2 separate regions of the Mus musculus genome follow, and region 1 is linked to region 2. The links are chromatin loops, found by intact Hi-C in ENCODE. Cell type or tissue: heart. All regions are shown on one strand. Links, peaks and the distances in the headings refer to the core of each region. The heading gives the core; the rest is flanking DNA.

Region 1 (2,820 bases), core at 20-2,519, 55 kb after region 2:
AAAATGTTAGCAGAAGACTAGCTTCCATAAACTCAGAATCTAAGAATGTCATTAGATAATTCTGAAATATATAGAAGTTTTCTCTGCTTTTTTTGTAACCTGCCTATCAATGCCTTCAATAAATGCCTTCAAATATGACTTTTTTGTTTCCTAACTTAAAAATCCCACGTATCACTATCATAGTGGAGCTTGCCTTTTCAGGACAAACTAAATCCGTATTCCCAGATAATAGTAATTAATATCTAGCTCCATAATAATCATTCATTTCCTTTTAGGTGAGAGTTTTCTTTCTTTCTTTCTTTCTTTCTTTCTTTCTTTCTTTCTTTCTTTCTTTCTTTCTTTCTTTCTTTCTTTCTTTCTTTCTTTCTTCTAATCATGTCTCTAAGGTAGAGGTATCTCTTGTTTTAGTTTTCCCAAGGAGAGAAAATACAAGGGAGAATTATTGGACATACACGTGGTGGTTTCTTTTTAGTTTATGTATTCATTTAAAGACTTATTTTCATTATCTGTTTTACAGTGTATCTGTGTGTTTGCATGTGGGTGGGAGGATATAGGTACTTATAGAGTCCAGAGGTGTCAGATCCTCTGCAGCTGGAGTTATAGGATGTTGTGAGCTGCCTGGCACTGGTACAAGGAACTGAATTCAGGTTCTCTGCAAGAACAGTATGCACTTTTAATTGTTGAGCCATCTTTCCAGTGTCTCTTTTATTGTTAAAGCACTATTTCAATAGTAAGTGGTACACTTTCTTTCTCCTTGATATATACATTGTTCTGATATCTTTTAGAAGTAGTCTCCTATGAAACACTCTCATAGGTCAATAATCTTGTTTTTATTTAACTTATCATTATCCTTTGTATTTAACAAGAACAATTTAAAAAAATTCTTAAATGGACAAATGGATTAAAAGAAAGGCAATGAAAATGGTCAAAGTGATACAATATATTTTTTTAAATCCCTTTCTGATCTCATTCTAACATGGGTCACTAATCAGTTAAATTTGAGGTACATACCATTTAAGACTAATTTATTTCAAAGGACACCAGAGTCCTGACAAAAGATTCACAGTGTCTTAGTTTACTCTGAGGCTTCCTGGAAAAGTGGAGTTCAGGAAGGAGAAAGGCAGCCTAGATATGGGCAGGCCATGGCCTTTCCCTCACCTAGGTCCTGTACAGGTACCTAGCAGCCACTGAGAAAGGAAGACATTCCAAGCAATTCTGGGAAGGCAGATTGATAGTCGTGCTGTTAGCTTCTAAAGAATTCTGTAACTCAGCTAAAGCAAAAAATGGCTGGGCTGCAGGTATTTTTGCTGAGGAAGTGGCACCTGTGGTCAGCAAGTCTGGGCAAAGTTCTGCTAGGTTAGAGGTAAGCCTCATCTGATTTTCAGAGAATCTGGGCAAAATAGAATGCACGTCCCAAAAGAAATGAGGATGGGACAGCCACACTGTTTCCTGAAGGGAAAATGGTGTGTTTGTGGAAGATCCTGTGTGGCATATTTGTGGGCTGGGGGGTGGTGGTGAAGCATGTTGGCACGGAGAGTGGAGACTCTAGGGTGAGTGGAAGCTTGCCAGTCTGCCTCAGCTATGATGCAACATCATCAGCCGTGGCACCACCCTGAAAACCACTGTGTTTGGAGCCAGGGATATACTCAGATGTGCCAGTGCCAATGTATTTTGCATCATAATTAAAGCAACATGGCCACTAATTCTTACCCAGAAATTCTCATCTCCTAGGTCTGCAGACAAATGGCTTTTGCTTTCAGGAGCAGGAAACTTTGAAGAACTTATGCAGTCTCCTTCTTGCCTCGAATAAGGTGGAGCATTACTAATGCTGAACCCACAGAAAAGAGACCTGAGTATAAGTAGACCAAAATCTTCCAGACTTCCTACTTTGGCCAAAATAGCACAGAAAGAAGGCTCTAAGTGCTTGGTTCCTTCTAGCCCCAGGTCTCAGTCATAGTCCTATTATCACCGACAAAATTGATGTGCCATATTTTGTTGAGATTCTTTCCTTTAAGCTAAATATGGTGAAGGCCTTCCTAACCATTGAAACATGGGGGTACAGTACTAACCCCACAGGTCATAATGCAAGGAGTATTAGCAATACCCAGGCTTGGATTCTATGTAAGTTGAGTTCTGGCTAGGGCTGAAAGTGGAAACAATCACTATTGGCTTGCAAAAAATTTACTTGGGTGATAATTTGAAGATGGAGATCTTGGCTATGTATGACAGACCACAATGCCTTTAGCCAAAGAACAAAAGCTCAACCCCAAATCAGAATGTTTGGTCTTTCTTGCCAAACAAATTCATGTTTGGGAACTTCTAGGCAGCTGTCTGGGATTACCTACTGCTTAGTCATAGAGATGAAGTATTAGTGTGATTAAGTAGCTGTGTATTCTTCTGTCAAGTTGGTATTTACATCAGGGGTATCTGAGTCCCTATAAGGACTTTCTGTTGTCTGCAGGTGAGGTAGGAAAGGTGGGGTAAGAGGAGACAGTGAAGCTTCTCCTCTGGTCATAACTCTTGGATATCTGTGTTCTTCCCTCTTCTCAATGTCTAAACTTTCATTCCTTCTTGCCTGGGTGATTTATAATCCTCTGACTTCATCTTTCCTCCTTTGACCCTTGTCCTTATCTGAACTCTGTTCTCGTCTCTCCATGAGCTAGCTTATCTTTCAACTAACTTCCTACTTAAAGTAAAACTCAGGCCATGTCTTTGTCTCAATAACTTCACATTTCATAATCTTATACTGAAGACTAGCCACAGACCCTTCAGGACATTTAAAGCTTGTTTTCTATTTGTGTTTCCCAACTGAAATCTTTA
Region 2 (2,820 bases), core at 90-2,589:
CTCTGCCTCAAGAGAGATGTGACACCCCCCACCCCCACTTTTATCCTTTAACACTTAGGTCTCTCTTGTCATATTTATTCATGGGCCCACTCATTCCACAAATGAGGTGTACTTATTTGGTTTCCTCTGACCTTCCTCGATATCAGTAATGCATCTTCCTCATATATTTCAAAATGTATCTAATGATAAGTGCTCAAAACATGCTATAAAGGTTCTAAGATTTGAGAGCACTTGATGTTTACGTAGATCCTGAAAAGCTCTCCCCTCAGTCCCAAATCTGAACAACCATAGTGTAGAATAGGGGTTGATCTATTTGATGGAGTTCCTTGTAAACTTAAACAATCGAGGGAATAAATCTAAAAGTGGGTAGCTATCTTCCTTCTGAAATATCTGTGTGGGTTGGGCTCCTCTGTGTCTCCATCCTTAAAGTCTATTTCACCTGCTCTCTGTCTCTTCACAGCCGACCTCCTCATACTGTGATACCCAAGAATCTTGTTGCTCATGATAGAGAATTTTGTTAGAATAGTTCTGGCCTATTTGCTAAGTATATAATTTAGCAAATTCTTCCCATTCAAGTCAACTGAGGACTGAGTTAGGGTTACTGTTTTCTGTAAAGGCACTCATGTCACCTGTTAAGCCTGGTTCTGTCATATCCTATGTATCTAAGAAAATTACCTAAACCTGAACTTCAAGTTTGGAAAATAATGCTGTCTATTTTACACAAGAGAAAAATACCCTGGAATCTCATGGCGCCTGATGAATGTAAGTCTCAGCATGTCATCTTTTAATCACAGTAGGGGAGCAAATGTTAGCAGTGCATGATGCTCTGAGGTCTTTGTCACCGCAAAGGGTAATTGCAGTGATCACTTTGCACACAATCATAGCTGGCTTGCCTTCTGGAATCATTCTTCTACACTGAATAAAGGAGGCAAAGCCAATGCAAGCACTTCAGCCATGGTTTCTCAGAGATGTTTTATTGCTTGAATTAACCACAAGAGCTTTGAAACTGTCTTAAAACATGCAAATAAAATGTGATTCATTAGTCATTAACTAATAAATTCAGTGTGTTCCAGTGCCATCATACCCAGACAAGAAGATCATTGAAATAAACCCAAGTATTTCCCATGAAGATGTTAAAGGATACTCATTTCTTTTCCAGAGAATAAAGAAACACATCTTAATGTAGTAACTAGGAAATACTTGTTTCTAAGCCATTGCAGTTTGTTCTGTTAATCTCTCATATCTCACTGCAGAAGAGCCAAGCTAGCATGGCAATTGGCCACTGCATGAGTTTGGAAACAATGTAACTCTTCCCAGTCTTCCAGAGTTTGCTTTTTGGGCCAGAAGCCCAGTGAATTTGGACACGGCTGTCCCCTGAACTTAAGTTGCCAGTTAACATTTTCATGTCTAGGCTTTTATTTGTCTTCTTTGTTCCAGAAAGTTCTTTGTTTTCTGATTAAATGTTCCACTGTGCGGTACCCACAGATCCCTAACCTATTTCAGTGGCTGAGTTGCCAAGGCTGAGATTTAAAGAGACAGTTACTATTAAAAACAGTTGTGTCTTTACTCTGGATCTAGGTCTGCCCTACATATAATTTCAGTGCATGAAATTTATCCTTGGTTTTATCCTTGGTTCTAAAATTGGGCCTTTTCAGTCTCTTTCCACCTTAGAGGGCTTTCCCCAACTAAATCTCTGCCAAGTTGCTCTGGTGCCTTTTCTAAACTTAGGTAACGAGACCCTAATTCTTATTAAAGTACTGACAGCATAGAAAATTATTTATATCTGAAATTAATATGGCCAAAATTTGGAAATGGTTAAGACCCTAAGGAATGAAATACTAATAGATGACTTGGATGGATCCAGAATTACTGTATAGCAATTTTTACTGGTTTTAATAATAATTTAAAAATGGAGAGATGAACCTTGCTTAGTTCCTTAATGTGTGTCTTAGTTAGGCTTTTACTGCTGCGAACAGACACCATGACCAAGGCAACTCTTATAAGGACAACATTTATTTGGGGCTGGCTTGTAGGTTCAGAGATTGAGTCCATTTTCATCAAGGCAGAGCATAGCAACACCCATGCATGGTACAGGAGGAGCTGAGAGTTCTATATCTTCATCTGAAGGCTGATAGAAGACTGGCTTTCAGGCAGCTAGAACTAGGGTCTTAAAGCCCACAGCCACAGTGACACTCTTCCTCCAACAAAGCCACACCTACTCCAGTAACATTGCACCTCCAAAGAGTGCCAATCCCTGGGTCAAGCATATTCAAACCACCACAATGTGCATTGTCTTGTGGGAATTTAGAAGCCATATAGGCTTCTGTGGATACGATTCTCGTGAAGAACACCTCAGAGCCAATGCTCAGATTGCAAGCTAAGGCAGGAAAGTACAAGAGAGATAAGCCTGAGTGGGCTAGTGGTTAGTGCTGTGTCTACTCTCAGGCTCACTAATAGGTGGTATGGGGACCCAGGCACCCCCAGTAACATAAGGCTGCTGAGTGTCAGGGTGGCCTAAATATCTCTGAATAGAAACAATTGCCACCTCTATTTCTTGTCCTGATGAAATGACATCTCTTACACCTGCCTTCTTTTTGTGTCTCAATTTTTCTTAGCTGTAAGGTTTGGGGTAAAGGACAGATGTACCTCCCCTCTTCTACTGTGATTTTTACTAAACATTGGGATAGGGAAAATCAAAATGGGACTCTGCTGAGCAGAGAGAAAGCCTGCAGTGTTTGAGTCATACTACAGGTTGCTGTGACAATCTGTGTGCTAGGCTAAAGAGCCCAATCACAGCTAGGCCCCAGAGGTAGGAAGGGT

Evidence for each region. Hi-C counts contacts between places; a loop is a spot of excess contacts. Peaks named below come from ENCODE experiments on the same cell type or tissue, not always from the same donor. Only the 100,000 strongest peaks of a DNase experiment are listed, where the experiment ranks them.
Region 1: a loop joins it to region 2, with 2.1 times the contacts of the local background. A loop is called at or near these places in 1 of 42 quality-filtered maps.

The regions. Positions count from the first base shown.
Region 1 is chr3:21,760,868-21,763,687 of GRCm38, reverse strand. All of the region lies in intron 1 of 7530428D23Rik (RIKEN cDNA 7530428D23 gene), which reads left to right. Among named protein-coding and RNA genes, the nearest start is that of 7530428D23Rik, 38 kb to the left of the region's middle. In heart, for the core only: no CTCF peak of the experiment used is centred there; no DNase peak of the experiment used is centred there.
Region 2 is chr3:21,815,707-21,818,526 of GRCm38, reverse strand. No RefSeq gene overlaps it. Among named protein-coding and RNA genes, the nearest start is that of 7530428D23Rik, 16 kb to the right of the region's middle. In heart, for the core only: no CTCF peak of the experiment used is centred there; a DNase peak (open chromatin) is centred at 1,286.